Regions from separate parts of the Mus musculus genome. Here region 1 is linked to region 2. A link is a contact called in ENCODE Hi-C or POLR2A ChIA-PET data. All regions are on one chromosome and are shown on one strand. Each heading gives the region's core, a stretch centred on a gene start or an enhancer-like site at or near the end of the contact. The rest is flanking DNA. Distances are from core to core; before and after follow the strand shown.

Region 1 (5,373 bases), core at 653-3,152, 69 kb after region 2:
CTTAGTAGTGTCCACTAAAGTCCACTTAGTTTAAATGTAGCATTCTAGTTTCTGGATTCCCTTACCAACAACAAGACAGTGTCTTGATTTGTATCGGCATGCTAACCAGAAGAGGTCTGATTAAAGGATAGTTTGGTCAAAAGTGATTTTAAAAACAGTTTCAAATAGTAGCCTTTAAAGTTTCTACATAATTGCTGGTGGTTTAAAGAAGGATACTCATGCCGGGTGTGGTGGCGCACTTGGGAGGCAGAGGCAGGCGGATTTCTGAGTTTGAAGCCAGCCTGGTCTACAAAGTAAGTTCCAGGATAGCCAGGGCTACACAGAGAAACCCTGTTTCGAAAGACCAAAAAAAGGATACTCATTTCTTGAGTAGTGGTATAGGGCAGTCCTAGCCTGAACAACTTCGGTCCTTTAAATAAAGACGTATTTTGAGAGGGAAGCTTGTGTAAGCAGCATGGGGTTCCAAACCAACTGCTGAATTCAACCTCTAGCTTCTGGTAGCAACAGCCTCCAAGTGCTGGGATGAAAGGCGTGGGCCACCATCACCAGGCACCAAACAATTTTTTATTGCCTCAAGTTTTTTTTTTTTGGAAAGGATCTTGTTAAATAGCGCAGGCTTGCCCAGAATTCTTAGCATTACTGTTTCAGACTGGGATTCTAGGTATGCGAGACCACACCCAGGCACCGCTACACTGTAACTACAAGTGACTGACTGACAAGTAACTGTTTCAACATAAAGTTTAAGAAAGATGTTCTTTCAAATCTAACGAAGGAGGATACTCCACTGTTACAGCAAATCTCTCCAACCCAATTATGCTCTGGCAATGAAAACACGACACAATTAGTATGAATACATGCTGTGCGCCTAGATTGGGCAGATCTACAACCACTACACTACCATCTTCCACATCTATGAGACCACTTAGAACTTGCGTTTTCTCCAGGCCATGTTCTTCTGTTCTGCTTTTCTTCTTCCTCCTCCTCTGCCTTCTCTGTCTCAAACCTCCTTCCTTTCTTTCCACTCCACTTTCCCTTTCTCTGCCCAATCATCAGCTTTCCTTTATTTTACAAATTAAGGTGGGAAGGTTTACAAGAAATCACCTAAGTGCTGACTCATTCCTTGTTCACAACTCCTCACAGGAGAACAGAATTGACATCAAATATAATTAGCCCCAGGGCAATCCACAACACCCCACCAAAAATCATGTAAATCCTTTGCAATGAGCTACACTAGGCTGACCTGTAATGTGTCCAGCACCTCATTAATGAGCATGTCTGTTTATTAAAAGATTTGGAACTATCGCTTCTCAGTCTTCTAAGATCAAGTGTAAAAAAAATCTGAAACTAGGGCAGGCGTCGTAAAAAAAAAATCAGGTTCAGTTCCAATGAAGAGGCTTGTCAGAGTGTGCAATGATAGAGGCCTACTTCCGGATCTCGCCTCCACCCCGCAACGCCCTCCTCCTCTGCCCCGTGCTGGGAACCGCTGGGAATCAGCCGCCCTGGCCACGAAGGGGCCTCTGGGCGTACCAGACAAGTCGCGCGGGCTCGGGTTTGCCTAGCGGAAATGCACAGGGCCCAGCACCACCCTCCCTGCCACGCGCAGGGCGGAACTCCCGCCGATACCACTCCCGGGGCTCGAAGGAAGAAACTGGGACGTTGAGGACGCAGGGCTGGCTGGAGCAGCAGCGCGTGGCACGCGCCTAGTCCTACCACGCATGCTCCGCGCTTGAAAAAAAAAAGTTTCAGCCCCGCCCCCTTCTTCTTCTGAGGCCCGCCTACCGGGCCCTGGGAGCTCTTCTGCGCATGCTTACTAGGCCAGGTCCCGCCCCTGCCCCGCCTTTTCTGTGCCTTCGGAAGTTCCTTATTAGCTTCCCTCTGCTCTGGCTAGATCGGCACTCCCGCGCATGCTCCACCCCCTGGGCTCCGGCCCCTCCTTTGGTGCGGCCCTCTCTCCCCTCCCCCGCCAGCCTGCGAGCTCGCTTGGCCTGGCCGGCCTGGCGGGCGACGTTCCCTGTGCGTGCAGGCGCTTGACTTCACTTCCGGCTAACGCGCTCCGCTTTGCCCCCTGGCCCCGGATGGTGACTGGCTGTGGTGCTGCACCTCCCGGGACTGTCACTGAGCGGCTTCCCAGTGTGATTGTGCTGAGCGCAGGCCGGAAGATGGCGGCTGCGGCTGCGGAGGCCTCGGGCCCGAGCTGCTCCTCCGCGGCGGCGGCGGCAGGGGCGGGGGCGGCCGGGGTCTCCGAGTGGCTGGTGCTGCGGGATGGCTGCATGCGCTGCGACGCCGACGGGCTGCACAGCCTCTCCTACCACCCGGCGCTTAACGCCATCCTGGCCGTCACCAGCCGCGGGACCATCAAAGTCATCGACGGCACGTCCGGGGCCACCCTTCAGGCCTCGGCGCTCAGCGGTGAGCGCGGCACGCCGGGCGGGGGCTGGGCTGGGCCGGCCGCGGGCGGAGACGGGTTGTGGGGATGCTGGTGGAGGAAGCCTCCCAGCCTCCGGGATCGGGATCGGCCTCGGAGGGACAGCGTGGAGCGGGAGGGTCGGAGAGGCCCGGAAGCTACGGCCGAGGACCTTCGGACTCGGAAAGCAGCAGCTTTTGGGGACGGGAACTCGGTTTGGCGGGGTGCGCTGCGAGTTGCTTTTCGGGCCTTTTGCATCTGAACCGGCCTGGTCCTGTGGGAGAGATGTGGAGGCCTTGGAGGTCGGTGCTGGTGAGGACCGGGCCCTCGCTGGCCTCTTGGACGAGATTTTGGGCTAGCTCCGGGCTGGACCAGAGGGAAGGGCTGGCAGTCTTGGCGGTGGCGGGAGAGATGGGTGGCCGGAGGCAAGGGGCGGGAAGCGTCCAAGCCGGCTGTCTTGCCCTCTTTTCCCGGCGAGTAGCGGCCCGCCGGTTGTCGTCTGGTCCTGTAGGTGCGGGGACCTCCGAGGGTTGCGCTTTCGCACAGGGGGCGGGCTGGAGTGGGCACTGGGATGGGGAGGTCAGTAGGAGAGGGAAGGCCAGCTGCCTGAACTGTGCTTGCTGGACTATGGGACTCGCAGAGTGCAAAAAAAAAAAAAAAAAAAAAAAAGAAAAAAAAAAGGTTAGTATCGGTCCTCTAGCTCTGAGTGCTCCCTCCTTCCAGTGTCAAGAAGCCTAGGCCCCTTGTAATTAGGTGGAACTTCAAGCCCTTTCAACTTGTTTTAGCATAGAGAGCTAGAGATTGGTAGTTGTAAGTATGTCTGGGTCTCCTCCACCTTGGAAGGAGAGCACTTGGGTGGTGGAGACGTTGGTTCACATATTGGACTTTCAGGATGTACCAGGTCAAAGCTCGTTCAGTGGACATACTGGAGTGTTTTGGGATAGCCCTAGCTAAGTTATTTGCTGAGATGACATTTCATTTGTGGATGAATGGTGTCTTAATTTTGGCGTTAAAGGTTAAAATTTAGAATTTGATGTATTAGTGGGTTTTAAACTCATGCACAGAGATAAATTGTATCGAAGTGCACTTAGCCAAATGGAAGTAATTATGTGTTCTACCAATTCACCTTGTGTTATTTTACACAGACATACACGAATAAGTTTACTGTGTGAGTAATGTCATAAGATTAAATGGCAGTATAGGAATACAAAGATGAAATTAGAGATGTTAATTTTTGTTGACTTATGAAAGAACTGGTTATGTATAGTTACAGCATGTAAACCTGTAATATATTTAAGAGATGCCTAAGAGAAAGTTTTTGGTGGTGGTAGGCTTGTAAATTTCCCTTTTCTTGGCTTAGGTAAATGACAATACCGATGGTCCAGATGCAGCAGCAATGCTTGCTTACTGCAACTGGACATAACAGGTTGTCAGCTGTGTCTGAGAGGGAGATGTTCATGAACAGGTGACTCTTTAATGGAAAGGAATTAAAAATAATGGTCCTGTAGTCCCCTACTTGCCATAAGAAATAAAAACATTGCAAATACACAGGGTAAACCCCTGGCTCCTGAGTTACATTTCACTGACTCTATTCTTCCTTTCCCCTGAGTTAAATGTGGTCGTGTCACTTTCATACATGTTATACTTTTAACCAATTACCCAATAGTTTCATGATTTCTAATTTAGGACGAGTGGTGTCTTTTTCTTTCATTGGTTGGTTTTGTTTTTGTTTTTAGACAGGAAATTATGTTTGATGGCTGGCCTCAAACAGGAGCTCCACCTACATCTGTCCCCAAAGTGTTAGGCTTAAGAGAGTGAGCCAGTACTCCAGGCTTGGATTTGTTTTCCTTTATTTTATTTGTATTTGTGTATATGAGTGTGTGAGTGTTTGACATGAGTGTGCAGGCGTCCATAGAAGTAGGAAGAGTGTATGGGTCCCCTGGAGCTTGTGAGTGTCTGACCTGAGTGTTTGGACTGGAGCTCCGATTCTCTGGGAAAGCAGCAAACTCTTCAAGGATGAGTCCTTTGTCCAGCCTGAGTGTTAGCATTTCTACAAAAAGTTTTATTAACAAGAGTGCAGGAGTTGCAGGGCGTGGTGGTCCAAGCCTTTAATCCCAGCACTTGGGAGTCAGAGGCAGGTGGATTTCTGAGTTTAAGGCCAGCTTGGTCTACAAAGTGAGTTCCAGGACAGTCAGGGCTATACAGAGAAACCCTGTCTCGCAAAAACCAAAAAAAGAAAGAAAGAAAGAGTACAGGAGTTTTAAATAGTTTAATTGGGATGTTTTTGTGTCTGCAGGCCATGTTCTAGAACAATATGTACATCTATGTTTATTTAAATGGTTTTATATTTACCTGCTGTATACAGGAAGGAAATGTTCACCTTAGTGTTAAAGGAGGAAGGTTGAAGGTGTATGATATGAATGCAAAAATAGTTGTATTAGACAGCAGTGAAGAATATGTACTTGTATAAGGTCATGCATAAGGACTGAGTATGTGGTTACAACTGTGTAGCTCCAGAGATGGCTTAGTGTCTAACACAACACCACATGCTGCTTTTCCAGTGGACCTGAGTTAGCTTTCTAGTGTCTGTCTCTTTTGTGGGTGTTTTTTTTTTTTTTTTTGTCTTTCTCTGACACACACACAGACACACACACAGACACACACACACACACACACACACACACACAGAGGAAAGTTTAGGGCTAACAATAAAAGGACTGTAGGAAAGCAGTTGGAAGTAACCGTTGACCAATTCTGAAGCATTTTACATATGCAAACTAAAGTTTCTTATGAATTATGCTTAACAGAGGCTGTAGGATTTTTGTGTGTGAATGATGGGTGCAGGGGCGATGCATTCCACGGTTAACCTGGAATAGTTATTTTGTAGGTAACAGTTCTAAGAAATAGCAAATAACTACTTTGACCATGGTTCTAATAAAGCTCCTTTTTTTCAATTCAAGGGAAGTGAA
Region 2 (5,478 bases), core at 1,007-3,506:
TCCAGGAAGGTATCGTGCAGGGGGAGTTGAGAGTTCTACATGTGAAGGCCGCTAACAGAATACTGGCTTCCAGACAGCTAGGGCAAGGGTCTTAAAGTCCACTTCCACAGTGACACAGCTACTCCAACAAGGCCATACGTATTCCAAGAAGGCCACACCTCCTAATAGTGCCACTCCCTGAGCTAAGCAGGTACAAACCATCAAACTGCTCTTATAGAGGACTTGAGTTTGGTTTCTAATACCCATGTTGGGCAACTCACAACTGCCTTCATGAGTATCTGCACTTATGTGCACCCACCCGCACACATGCATGCACGCACACTCACACATACACACACATATACACACTCACACACACACACCACCACCACCACACATTAAAAATAATTGTTAAGAACAAAAATTAATTCTTTAAAAATTCAAGGCAAGCCAGGCACATGCCTTTAATCCTAGCACTTGGGAGGCAGAGGCAGGTGGATTTCTGAGTTCGAGGCCAGCCTGGTCTACAGAGTTAAGTTCCTGGATAGCCAGGGCTACACAGAGAAACCCTGTCTCAAAAACCAAATACATACATATATACATACATACATACATACATACATACATACATACATACAATTCAAAACAAGGTGGAGTTGTGACCAGTTTGACCATCTGGATTTGGAGTCATGCCCTGAAAATCTTCCTACCCACCCAAAATACCGGAATTGTGTGGAAGCGATCCTTTTCTTATGTTCATGCCTTGGCAAATAAGATTCTCTTTCTTATTTGAAACAAGGTCATACAGCATAGCCACGTCTGGCCTGGGACTCACTGTCTAGCTCAGTCTAGTCTCAGACTCATGGTAACGCTCTGGTCTTAGCCTTCTCAGTGTGAAGATGACTGCCATGAGCTCCCACATCCAGCTTAAGTGATAATGTTCTTTCAGATCGTGATGTGAGTTCCTCAGAAAACTGAAATCCTTCTTGACCTACGTCTCGTGTGTCACTCCCACAACTAGGGGGAAAGAACTCATATAATTGGCTACAGAAAGGCAGCATGTGTAAATTTTTTTCACATTGGTTGATTGGTGTGTGTGTGTGGGTGGGTGGGTGGGTGGGTGGGTAGGGGTGCTCGAGAGTGCCACGGCATTTGTGTAGAGATTAGAGAAAAACTAGCAAAAGTCAGTTCTCTCCTGGAATAATCTGTGTCCCAGGGATCAAACTCTGGTCAACAGGCTCGGCGACAAGTGCCCCTTCCCCCTGAGCATCTCCCCTGCCTCTGGATTATGCTTCCTTTGCTGAACTGTTAGCACTCACATCTGCTCCAAGCCTGGGACTATAGCGATGATTAACCAGGAAGACGGATGGAACAGAGGCCACCAGTCCCTGTGATTCATCTATCATTCCAGTATAAAAATGTCCTGATCTAGAATCTTCTTAGATCTCCTTTGGACACCCGCAGCTCACTGAATACTCTTAGTGCTATGTAAATAGTGTATGAAAATTGTCTATAGGCACAAGTGGGAGTAATGGGAGACTGGAAGAATAAAAGAGGTTAAGGGAAGTTAGGAGAGCCTGATTCCACCCCGGCAACGGGGTTATTAAGATGCTCTGAGATAAAGAATGGACACACCTTATCTGTTATCACACAACTCAAGTCTGTAAAGCACTTCCTAGACACACTGGGGCTGGAAACACCTCAGCACACAACGCAGGTCTGTAACACACTTTCTATAAGCATTCTTCCTATCCCCAAGAGGGACTTGCTTAACTTTTCTGTCCAAGTTCAAGTATCTTGTCAGAGGCTCAGGACACTGGACGGACCAAGCAGTCTCTCTCTCCCTCAGCTCTGGGTTTCCTTCCTGTGAGGCCAAAAAGCATTTTCTAAGTCTTTTTGTCTCCATAGTAAATACAAAGGCGTTCTCTAGGGCTCCAAATCCTTAACACCAACTCAGAAAAACGCAGCTAAACTCCAACAGACCAACCAGGCTAACCACCCGCCCCCAACACTGCCTACCCTCAAACCAAGTTTCCCTGCAGGCAAATCAGCCCAATGGGCAAACCATCCACTGCAGGACAACCTCACAGACACAGGCTTCAGTGGACCTAAATTCTAATTTCAGGATCTGACTCTAAAACTGATTTAAAAACCTATTCCCTCTCCCCGAGGTACCTGGCCAAGCAATCCAGTTGCCTTCGAAGGAAAAGTCGTCTTAAAAGTAATTTTCTTTCTTTCTTAATCCAAACTTCTTTGTCCATGAGAGACAACTGTAGAAAAAAGGAAGTGCCTGGTGGGTTCTTCTCTTGCTTAAGAACCATAATAATCGGGGTATTTACATAATTACGTAGCAAGAAAAAGGAGTGACTGAGTAGCCAGGAAGTAGGGACTTTGAACTTAGGCACTCTTTGCTTCCTGGTTATTCATGTGGTAAAGAGTTAACAACTGGGGCTGGAAGATGGCTCAGCCTTTAAGAGCACTGACTGCTCTTCCAGAGGTCCTGAGTTCAATTCCCAGTAACCACATGGTGTCTCACATCCATCTGTAATGGTATCTGATGCCCTCTTCTGGTGTGTCTGAAGACAGCAACAGTGTACTCATATACATTAAAAAAAAAATGAATAAATAAATCTTTAAAAGGTATGTTGCATTTAAAAAAAAAAAAAAAGAGTTAACAACTGTTTATTTCTCCAAGCAAAGGGAATGAGAAAGCTTTGAATGACAAGGCCCAGGAAGACAGGGTACTCAAAGTTCAAAAGCAGCAACTGTTCCATGAAGGTTGTGTGTGTGCGTGTGCGTGTGTGCGTGTGTGTGTGTGTGTGTGTGTGTGTGTGTGTGTTATTCTGTTTTGTTTTGTTTTGGGACAGACTCTTTTTACGTACCCTTGGCTACCCTGGTACTCCCAGTATAGATCAGGCTACCTTGAACCCCACAGAGACCCACCTGACTCTGCCTCCTGAGTGCTTAGATTAAAGGCACATCACTACTTAGTTTCAGGAAGCTTTTATATTAACAGGACAACAACAACAAAAAAGTCATCAATCAACATAATTTCAAATACATTGGTGGAAACATTGGGTAGGCAGGTTGTAGCAAAGAAAAGAAAGCCTTGGTAAAGACTCCAGATCTGAGGCCATCTTGAGCCATCTGGGTTGTTATGAGCTGGTACCCAGCTTTGTTAATAAATCCCACAGGTTTTTGCCCGATAGGTCAGACACAGAAGTGGATAATAAAGAAGTTCAAAGGGGCTGGAGAGATGGCTCAGTGGTTAAGAGCACTGACTGCTCTGCTAGAGGTCCTGAGTTCAATTCCCAGTAACCATATGGTGGCTCACAACCATCTGTAATGAGATCCGATGCTCTCTTCTAGTGTGTCTCTGAAGGCAGCTGCAGTGTACTCATGTAAATAAAAATCTTTAAAAAAAAAGTTCTAATCAGTTGATCAGCTTCTGTCTGGACTCTTAATTCTGGTATTTTAGACACTCAGTATGGTTTTTGCATGTCTTGTCTTATCTTGGACTTCTGATCCTCCTGCCTCTGCCTTCTAAGAAGATTGTGGGCATGAGCCACTATGCCTCACTCGGTTTTTTCATAATGAATGGGGATTAAGAGGTGGACAGAGAAAAGATGGAAAGTGAAATGTTCTGGTTTGGTTGGTTCAAGCATACTGTCACTGAGGACAGAGGCAAACAAACTTATCTCTGTACCTTGGTTTCCAGCAAAGCTGTACTCTCAGTCACTGGGGTCGGGGCAAGTTAGCCCAGGCTAGTCAGGTGTCCACACGATTGATAATGCATGAGACTCTTCTGAACTCACAAAGCCAGGGACTTGAGCGGACATACACATACTCAGCATCCCCGAATATACTAGAAAGCTAAGACATACTCAGCTTGAAACAGAGAGGCCTCGCTGCTCTCTGTCAACAGTGCTCTCTGTCAACTCTTTCCTCTGTCTTTGCACAAATTGCTGGAGACTGTTTTAATTTTTGTTGTAGGTTTTTTTTTGTTGTTGTTTAATGTTACACAACTACTTGTTTTAAAAAGAACATTCTAAGCCAGGCATTCTAGAAAAATGAGGCAAGCAGATCTCTGTGAGTTCAAAGCCAGCCTGGTGTACATAGTGATTTCCAAGACAGGAGAACTACATAATGGAGAGATCTTGTCTCAGAAACAAACAGACAAACAAAACAACCCCCCCCCCATATTCTGACATATTAACCTATTCTGACATATTAATTTAGCTGGCCATGTATGTCCAATGTGAGTACCCATACATCAGCTCAGGGGTTCTCAACCTGTGGGTCACGACCATTTATGGGGTGGGGGGAAGGGGGGCTGTCACACATCAGATAGCCTACATATAAGAGATTACATCACAATTAATTTTTTAATTTTTTATTTTTAAAGATTTATTTATTTATTATGTTTAGTACACTGAAGCTGTCTTCAGAGCGTCAGATCTCGTTACAGATGGTTGTGAGCCACCATGTGGTTGCTGGGATTTGAACTCAGGACCTTCGGAAGAGCAGTCAGTGCTCTTAACCACTGAGCCATCTCACCAGCCCCTACATTACAATTCATAACAGTAGCAAAATTACAGTTATGAAGTAGCAAGAAAAATAATTTTATGGTTGGGGGTCACCACAACATGAAGACACATATGCACAGTCAAAACGTGCAGAATAAAAATAAAAATAAAAGTAAACATACAAATGGAATACTAATAAACATTCACAAAAACTTTTTACTATAGCTTCAGCCATCACAAACAAACTTCAGCCATATAAATTACTTTAAAAATTGCTACGCGCCGGGCGTGGTGGCACACGCCTTTAAGCCCAGCACTCGGGAGGCAGAGGCAGGTGGATTTCTGAGTTCGAGGCCAGCCTGGTCTACAAAATGAGTTCCAGGACAGCCAGAGCTATACAGAGAAACCCTGTCTCAAAAAACCAAAATAAATAAATATAAATAAAAATTGCTATGCACACTCCAGTGAAGTCCGCCTGGCAGGCCAAGAGGCCTGGAAGCACTCGGAGGCAGGGAGTTTCAAGGAAACTCAACCTCCTGGAACCAGGCATTCTCATAACCTGTATACTCATACCCTATCCCCACGTTAGTCTGGTGTATGGATCCACCTGCTCTCTTTTAGTATTATTTTATTATAAGTGTCTTTAAAGATTGAATTCTGACATAGATAAGCCTTCGCCAGAAGCCGACAAACTTGGAATTCAGTAGGAATTCAGTGAGAAGTTTACCTATTTAGTAACATTCAGATTTACTTCTTGTAGAGACAGTGAAACTAATTAGGCATTACAAAGATTGGAGCTAGAATAGCTCAGGGCTGGTCTGCAGAGTGACTACTTAGGACAGTAGCCAGTCTTACTCAAACAGGAAATACACAATGGCTTAGCTAATAGATGGGTTTACCACGTAAGAGTTAGGGAATCCCATTGAGACTGGAATCTTCTCTACAGCCAGGTACAGCTGGCTACATTGCAATA

What was found. A loop is a pair of places that touch in the nucleus more often than their neighbours do. ChIA-PET counts read pairs that join two places held with the same protein, here RNA polymerase II (POLR2A).
Region 1: POLR2A ChIA-PET joins it to region 2 with 15 read pairs in embryonic stem cell. The contact joins the promoter of Birc6 here to the promoter of Nlrc4 in region 2. A Hi-C loop is called at or near these places in 1 of 37 maps with a recorded cell type or tissue (regulatory T cell). POLR2A ChIA-PET finds 5 or more read pairs at or near these places in 2 of 5 experiments (both embryonic stem cell).

The regions. Positions count from the first base shown.
Region 1 is chr17:74,526,393-74,531,765 of GRCm38, forward strand. It overlaps Birc6 (baculoviral IAP repeat-containing 6), which reads left to right and starts at 1,903. Exons shown (of 73, transcript NM_007566.3): 1 at 1,903-2,409. The coding sequence starts at 2,076. It overlaps Gm31645 (a long non-coding RNA gene), which reads right to left and starts at 1,808. Exons shown (of 3, transcript XR_385765.4): 1 at 1,241-1,808.
Region 2 is chr17:74,456,852-74,462,329 of GRCm38, forward strand. It overlaps Nlrc4 (NLR family, CARD domain containing 4), which reads right to left and starts at 2,257. Exons shown (of 9, transcript NM_001033367.3): 1 at 2,155-2,257.